Regions from separate parts of the Homo sapiens genome. Here region 2 is linked to region 1. Evidence: chromatin loops called from intact Hi-C (ENCODE). Cell type or tissue: Caco-2. All regions are shown on one strand. Links, peaks and the distances in the headings refer to the core of each region. The heading gives the core; the rest is flanking DNA. Region 1 overlaps LINC02277 (long intergenic non-protein coding RNA 2277). Region 2 overlaps LINC02277 (long intergenic non-protein coding RNA 2277).

Region 1 (4,402 bases), core at 335-4,334:
ATCAGGCCCTCTGCTACTTTGGCCAATAGAATACAATGAGAGTGATACTGCTCCAGTTTCACCATAGCCCTTAATTGGTCTAAAAGGGTCCAATTTGTGTATCTTGAAAGTCAGCTACTGTGTTAGCAGTGTGAGTACCTCGTAACACCATGCAACAAGAAGCCCAAGCCATGTGGAGAGGCCAGGAAGATGAGATACAATGTGGAAAGAGAGAGGCCAAGAAGCACCAAAGCACTAGATATGTGCATGAGAAACCTACCTTGGATGGTCCACACAAGAAAAAGGAGTTTGCAGATGACTCTAGTTCTAGCTGCTATCTGGGTGTGACAATGAGCAACACCCTGAGAACTTACCACCTAAGCCCAGGCAATCCACAGAATCATGGGATATAGTAATGTCATTGTTTTAGGTTACTATGGGGGATGTTGTTACATAGATAACCAGAACTGTGCTATTCATATATTCAAGGTTTTATAAAGTCTTACTCTTCATTGCCAAGGCTTCATTGAATATTTATAGGTTAAAATATTTGAAATTACAATTTCCCAAATAATGTTCTAAATATAAAGCCACTGAGCAATATGTAGATGGACAGTCATCAAAAGATGATTTGGAAAAATGACATAGAACAATAAATTTTAGTGGCTCTCCACCTTCTTCAGCTGGAATACATCTGAGGGATACAGCACATTACTATCAATTGCATCAATTGCTATCAACAACAACAGGAGTTTTAGTTTAAAAAGACCCAAAGACTATTTACTGTCAGATCCTTCAGTTAATCATCATGAAAATATTAAATAAAAAATAACCATATTCACACTTTCTTGTCCATAGTGAAGAGTGCTTGGTGAGTTTAAAGAGAGACTTTTTAGTGATACTCATTTATATAATTTCTTAACAAGACGATGGTCATCTTTAAACCAAACTTTATTTTCAGACGTTTGACTAGCTCTACCCATCATGAAATGTAGTTTGTGAAATTGTGATGTTCACAATCCCAAATCCACTTCTTTCCAGCTGCATGACCTTGGATAAGTTCTTTAATCTCTTTGTGCTTTAGTTTCGTCATCTGAAAAAAAAAGGAATAATAATAGTATCTACCCCCTAAAGTGGTAAGGAGGATTAAGTCAGTTAATAATGCATAATAACAGTTTCTGGAAGTAGTAAGCATCATATAAATGTTAGCTTAATTATTTTTTATCTCATTCATTACATTAGGAACACCTGATTGTAGAATGGCCATAACAAATCCTGGTATCAAATGGATTTCACTAGACAAATAGCCTAAATTCTCCTTAGAGTTAGATAAATGGAAAATACTTATTAAATAGGATTCTAAGTAGTGATTACTCCTATCACTCTTTTGATCAGTCTTATCAAAAGCAAGCAGAGCACTTTAATTCCAACTTATTGTGTAACTTTTAAGGAAGATACCCTAACCCAGAAATGTCAAATCGAGCTGACTGAATGAATTAGTACATTGCCTCATCCAAAATGAACACCATGATCCCAGCTAACTTGATGAGGAGTTTTAGCTGGACTTTCAGATTCTTTTAAAGGGGAGTAAAGCTGTTCATTGAAATGTACTTTGCCTGGTCAAATATTTGATGCAGTAAAAAGCAGTCATAAAAGCTGAAACTAAGACTCAGATCCCATGCCAATCATTCTAAAAAAGCAAGCACCAAAGACTGTTTCCTAGAATTTTACCATTTTTTAAAGAGAATATCATACAGATGCTATATTTGTAGTTTATGCTTCACGATTCAGTGCTTTTTCCTGCTAACTATTGAAGCTGAGAAGCTCAACATTCACACACACACACACACACACATACGCACACAAATAATACTAACAATGACAGAATCGAAAGTTCTTTATCCAACATCCATTCTTCCCTTCAGCCTTAGTAATTGAATTACAGTTTAAAAAACAGCAAATATGTATGATAAACATTTATTTTCATTTAAAATGTATAAGCAAAGACTACTTATTCTACTCTCTTTTGATGTAGTGCCAAAGTCTTTTCTTTGAATGTCTCCATCGATTGCAATTCTCCACTGTCTTTCTTTCATAAATCACTCTCATAATTCATCTTCTACAATGTCCAGTTTCAGTGTCTTTGAAGAGAAAAGAAGACATTTGTTAGGGAATTAATGCATATCCTTTCATAGTTTGACAATTTTTTTTCCAGGCTTTCACAATTTCCTCCCCACATCTAATTTGGCAATATTTTTAAAAAATAAAATTTGCCTTCATTGTGTATTTCCAAAGAATAAACTTTATTTTCATTTCAACTACTTTACTTTTTACTAACTTGAATACTGTGGGTTTAGATAATATTTGTAAAATCACATAATTCTATCAGAATGTCTGAAATACACAGGTTTGGGAACAAATATAACTGGATCTTACCAAGCCAAAAAAAAAAAAAGTACTGAATAAGTGGGAATAAAAGTGAGCAGTCACATTTGAGATGAGCCTCATAATTGTCAGGATTCAGCATGCACATTCATCATCAGAATATCTGATAGACATAATGCAGAGTTTAGGTTTATCTCTTAGTTTTGTGCAAAAGTAACTGCAGTTTTTGACTTTACATTATGGCAAAAACTGCAATTATTTTTGCACCGAACAAGTAGCAATGATTAAGTAGAAGTTGCATATGAGAGATTTCACCCCTAAAGATATTTTATGGATTTTTCAAAAAATATTCCCTACCCTCTTCTTAATCATAGAAAATATTTTTAAAATATGTATATTTCTAAAGCAGACTATCTTACTGTTTTTGATGTTGGTGTTTATAAAGAATAACAAACCCTTGAGACATATTCACATGTCTTTATTCCTAGGAGGATAATCAGCTATTAGTCACTGTTATGGGTTAAATTGTAACCCTCAAAAAGTCATATGTTGAATTTCTAATCCCAGTACCTCAGAATGTGACCTAATTTGGAAAAAAGATCATTGCAGGTATAATTAGTTAAGATGAGTTCTTAGTAGAGTAGGGTAGGCCCTGAATCCAGTATTACTGGTGTCCTCATAAAATGGGGAAACTTGAAAATAGACACACATCCAGGAAGAATACCATGTGAACATAAAGGAAGAGATAGAGGTGATGCACCTACAAGCCAAGGAATGCAAAGATTTCCATCAAACACTGGAATCCTGTTGTTTCAGCCACTCAGTTTGTGGTACTTGGTTACAGCAGTCCTAACAAACTAATACAGTCCATCTTTAGATCAATTTATCCTTAGCTTACAGTCATATTAAGCTTAAATCTGACTTCATCTGGTTTCTATTTATGTCCTTCTCTGCAGCTTCTTACAATTTGTCAGGTCTTCTCTTTTCTAGGTAGGTAGCCTCTTGACTTGAAAATGTTTCTTCATATCATATTATTTCGCTATCCTGATCTCTCTTCTAATGCATTCCTAAAAATACAGTCTTATGCATAAAATTAAAAATAGCATGTGACCTGCCTAATGCAAAGTAAGGCAAAGAATAAATCACCTATCTTCCAAACATGATTTTTTTGTAATGACACAGCCCAAGGTGCAATCATGGCAGCACATTAAACTGCTTACCCTCATTGAACAAAAATCTTAGTTTCCACACATGCTTTTTCTAAGCCATGTCTCTTCTGTATTCTTTGTTGGAGCTGATTTTTTTGATCCAATGATAAAACTTTAATGTTTAATCCCGAGAAACTTCATTTTGCTGCTCTGCCACATCATTCTAGCACATCAAGTTTAGCTTAGAACCTGATTCATTTAGTTAAGTCATTAGGAAAAAAAAGTTGACGTACAGGGAAAGGATAGATTCCCTAAGCCACATTACCAGAAACTTTCTCCAAGCCAAGTTTATCTGTTACGTAGCAATCTGGGATATACCTTATCAGTCAGTTTCCAAGAAATGTAGCTGTGCTAACACCAAGTACATATCTCTTCAAAAGTTTAAAGAAAGGTTATATTACTTTAATAAATACAAATAAATTATATCTCTATCCTTCCCCTGATCTACCAGCCTAACAATTCTGTCAAAAAAAGGACATGAAGCTAATTCAGCATCACTTGTTTTTGGAGAAACCAGGCTGAGTCTTAGTGATCTCTGCTAAGTAATGTAACACATTTCTTCATTTCTTAAGAAATTGACTTCCAAATTTAGCTGAAATCACATTAGAATTCATTATATGACTTTTTCTTCATAAATCTAAATGAACTGCAAAGTTTAACATTTCAATATAATCATGATAAAATTAAATCTTAGTTCATTTTAGAAAGTTAACTTGAAATTGCCTAAAGAATGAATAGAGTGCATTTTTCAATGAAAAATGTTTCTAGCTTGCAGTAATGCAGCTTTTTCAGTCATATAAATAGAAGCTACCAAATATGCTTTTGAAAAA
Region 2 (4,402 bases), core at 115-4,114, 56 kb after region 1:
TTGCTTTAACAGTGGATTCAAAGATTTTCTGATTGGAAATTGTCTGAAAAAGTTAAATTATTATCTAAAGACCTGATTCAATAGAAAGGAGTGTCTGGGTTAAGACCATGGGTTGTGGGCTGGGTGCGGTGGCTCACGTCTGTAATCCCAGCATTTTGGGAGGCTGAGGTGGGCAGATCACCTGAGGTTAAGAGTTCGAGATCAGCCTGGCCAACATGGTGAAACCCCGTCTCTACTAAAAATACAAAAATTGGCTGGGCGTGGTGGCAGACACCTGTAATCCCAGCTACTCAGGAGGCTGAGGCAGGGAAGCGGAAGTTGCAGTGAGCCAAGATCGTGCCATTGCACTCCAACCTGGGTGACAAGAGTGCAACTCTGTCTCAAAACAAAGAAAAAAAATAGATAAGGGATTGTAGAGACCAAAGTCTTTATTATAAAGTCTTACAGGTGGCTGCCCTTAGAGGCAAGAGATACCAAAAGTTTCCTATTCTGACCTTTAAAAAGTGTTAGACTCTCAGCTAATCTCTTTGGGATCAGAAAAAGACCTGGGAAGGGGATTCTCTACAAAGCATAAATATCCCCCACAAGAGAGTTTTGTGAGGCCATTTCAAAATATGTCAAAGAAATAAATTTTAGGGTAAAATACTTTGATTTATTTCAGGGCCTGCTATCTGTCATGTGATGCTATACTACAGTCAGATTGGAATTTTTTATCTTCTTACTACAAACAGTCAGTTTTGTCAGTCTAAAGATCCGTTTTAATGTTAGTGCTGGTTGGTTGTGTCTGAATTCCAAAGGGAGGAGAGTATAATGAGGCATGTCCAACCCCCTTCCCATCATGGCCTGAAATACTTTTTCAGATTTCTTGGGAATCCCATTGGCCAAGAGAGGAGTCCATTCAGTCTGTTGGAGGGCTTAGAAATTGATTTTTGGTTTGCAGAAGAATGGAGAGAAGCTGAGTTCTCAGTTAAAGGAGGGGATGGAAGGCGTTGGGGAGTGTGTGACAGGAAATACAAAGATAGGCTTCTGGATAAGTTAATACATGCAGCAAGTTAAGAGTAACTACTACTCATGTTGTAGAAAATCAGGAGGGCAAGGGAGACCTCAGGGTATAGCAGGAGAATCTTTTATTGAGTGCACTCCAGCCCAGCTGACTCAACGTCCAAAAAACTGGGCCCAGAACAAAATCAAGGTTTTGCTTATATACCTACTCCTAAGTGGCGCAAATGCGAATGTACAGAGGCAAGACAAAGGCCGTTAATCAAACTAAGACAAGCTTATAACTCAGGTTTAGTATACTCATTACTATGCAGCCCAAATGGTCGTTATCTGGTTAGTTCAAAGGAGTTTCACAAAGACTCATCTTGCGACCCCTACCACGGTGCCTAGCTGGCTACAAGCTAGAACTGCTCAGGCTATACTGCTTAGATCAAGAAGCAGGAACCTACAATCATTAACTATAGGAAAAACAGAAACTCATAAAACTTACAGAGCAAGGAGCAAGGTATAGTTTACATAGCAGAGGGGATGGGATTCAAGGGGGAAGTTTACTTACACTAAAGGAGAGATAGGAACACTTATCTCTTCACATCCTTATGTTGAGGGAGTGTTGGGAGAGTCTTCAGAGCACGTTCCTCTGAGCTGTGGCTCTTAGATAACGTTATCGAAACTTTGCCTGTTACTGCCTTTGAAATGAATCAGCCTAACACAGGTAGCTTGTTTTTTTCTCTTTTTTAATCTCTATTTTCTTTCTTTCTTTAATTTTTTTCCCTTTTTTCCCTCCTCACTTATTAAATATTTATGACACTGCTGGAAATGCAAAATGCTTGCTCCTCAGTGCCGTGAAGGAATAGCACTTGAATGTAAATTTAATTCTCTCAGCAAGGCAATTTTTACTTCTATAGAAGGGTGTGACTCACAAATGGGGTAATGGCGAGAACACACCTGGACAGGGGAAGGGAAGGAGCTCTTATTCCTGACGCAGGTAGCCCCTACTGCTGTGTTGTTCCCCTACTGGCTAGGGCTGGACTGCACAGTCTTAGCTAATTCCGACTGGCTATTTTAAAGAGGGCAGGGGTATAAGCCAGAGTGGTGGGGTAAGTGGTTTGGAGGGAAGGATGGTTAGGAACAGGTAACTAGAGGTGACTTAGGTTAGAGCAGGTGACCAGGAGTAACTTGGGTCAAAGCAGGTGACTGGGATGAGTCAGGATGGGGCAGGTGACCGGGGTGACTTAGGTCAAAGCAGGTGACCGGGATGAGTCAGGACAGAGCAGGTAACCAGGGAACAGATGTGAACTACTGATTAGGACTGGCAGGAAAGTTGTTTACTGAAACTGGAAGCAAGGGAAGTAAGAGAACCAGGAAGTTAAACTTTAAAATGGGGAATCAAAGAGTAAGAGAGCTGAACATACTGACATACTGATTCTTTGAAGAGAAACTTGAGATTCATTATATTTAACTGTCATGCGCATCCATGTGAAGAGACCACCAAATAGGCTTTGTGTGAGCAATAAAGCTTTTTAATCACCTGGCTGCAGGCAGGCTGAGTCCGAAAAGAAAGTCAGCAAAGGGTGGTGGGATTATCGTTAGTTCTTATAGGTATGGGATAGGTGGTGGAGTTAGGAGCAATTTTTTCATGGGCAGGGGCTGGATCTTACAAAGTACATTCTCAAGGGCAGGGAGAATATTACAAAGTACCTTCTAAAGGGCGGGGCAGAATATTACAAAGTACCTTCTTAAGGGCGGGGCAGAATATTACAAAGTACCTTCTTAAGGGCGGGGGAGGATATTACAAAGTACTTTCTCAAGGGTAGGGAGGGTGTATCATGTAAAGTACATTCACAAGGGCAGGGGAATATCACAAAGTACATTATCACATTATCACAAGGGCCTGGAGGGTGTATTGTCACAAAGTCAATTGACAGTTAGGGTGGGGCAGGAACAAATCACAGTGGTGGAATGTCATCAGTTAAGGCAGGAACTGGCTATTTTCACTTCTTTGGTGGACCTACAGTTGCTTCAGGCCATCTGGATGTATACGTGCAGGTCACAGGGGATATGATGTCTTAGCTTGGGCTCAGAGGCCTGACATTAAAGACACTGTGTTTGCTGAGTGTTATATACTCAATACATCCCCTGAGGAAGCCACTATTAATTATTACTATTGTCAAAGAAACAAAGCTTCTATCATGTTTGGATTTGAATCCACTGGAAATACTTTATGTTGTTATTGCTATTGCTCGCTGAAGGCCCTCAGGGAAACTCAGGTTGGAGCCCATTCTGCTTACCCAAGGCTGGTAAGTTCATTTACAGCTCAAAGGAAGAAATGTCATCTCCTAAACCAAATCTATTTGATAAATTAAATGAAAATATAAGGCTTCCCAGTGCTTGCCTATGAAGGTTAAGTTCCAGAAAAATTAAACAGGGAATTTTAAATGTCTTAAGAAGAATTTGTCTTGTCTTCTTAAAAAGGAAGCACCTGCATTCCTTCTCAGGGTTATATCAAGAGACGGAGTCCATATATATTTAAAGTTAAGTATGGCCTTTTCCCCACATGTCTGCTCTTACGGGAGTAATCATCTTTGATTGTGTACCCCTGTGATATTTAAAATACCTGTTTGGTCTGCATCCATGTTTCCTGGTATACAACTTTAAAAATCCTTGGAATTTCCAAAGTGCTATCTTTTTGCATGCTAATGTTGGCTGATAGCTTCAGGGTGGGGATGATCACCTGAGACAAAGGCATAATTAAAGTGTTGGGACTTTCAGCCCCAACCCCCAGACTCCTGAGAAAGGTAAGGACTGAAGGTCAAGCTGATCAGCAATGGCCAATGGTTTAATTATTTAGGCCTACTTAGTGAAGTCTCTATAAAAACCCAAGAGGACACAGTTCAAAGAGCTTCTGGATAGGTGAACATATGGAGGTTTCTGGAGGAGGGTAGGCCCAGGGAGGACATGGAAGCTCTGTGCCCCTTTTCACATACTTCATCCTATGAGTCTCTTCATCTGTATCCTTTGTAATATCCTTGACAATAAATGATAAACCTAAGTGTTCCCTGATTTTTGTGAGCCAATCCAGCAAATTAAAACCCCAAATTGAAGACCATCAATCAGAAGTTCCAGGCCAGGCATGGTGGCTCACACCTGTAATCCTAGCACTTTGGGAGGCCAAGGCAGGTGGATTTCCTGAGCTCAGGAGTTCAAGACCAGCATGGGCAACATGGTGAAACCTCATCTCAACTAAAATACAAAAAATTAAACGGGTGTGGCAGCATACACCTGTAGTCCCAGCTACTCGGGAGGCTGAGGCAGGAGAATTGTTGAACCCAGGAGGTGGAGGTTGCAGTGAGCCATGATCATGCCACTACACTCCAGCCTGGGTGGCAGAGTGAGACTCCGTCTC

Evidence for each region. Peaks named below come from ENCODE experiments on the same cell type or tissue, not always from the same donor. Only the 100,000 strongest peaks of a DNase experiment are listed, where the experiment ranks them.
Region 2: it touches region 1 in a loop (8-fold over the local background); 1 of 110 quality-filtered maps calls a loop at or near these places.

Annotation. Positions count from the first base shown.
Region 1 is chr14:44,391,619-44,396,020 of GRCh38, forward strand. It overlaps LINC02277 (long intergenic non-protein coding RNA 2277), which reads right to left. Exons shown (of 3, transcript XR_001750743.3): 3 at 913-2,120. Among named protein-coding and RNA genes, the nearest start is that of LINC02307, 7.8 kb to the left of the region's middle. In Caco-2, for the core only: no CTCF peak of the experiment used is centred there; no DNase peak of the experiment used is centred there.
Region 2 is chr14:44,447,619-44,452,020 of GRCh38, forward strand. All of the region lies in intron 2 of LINC02277 (long intergenic non-protein coding RNA 2277), which reads right to left. Among named protein-coding and RNA genes, the nearest start is that of LINC02277, 32 kb to the right of the region's middle. RefSeq lists an enhancer at 1,388-1,682 and a silencer at 2,775-2,975. In Caco-2, for the core only: no CTCF peak of the experiment used is centred there; DNase peaks (open chromatin) are centred at 1,383, 1,633 and 2,223.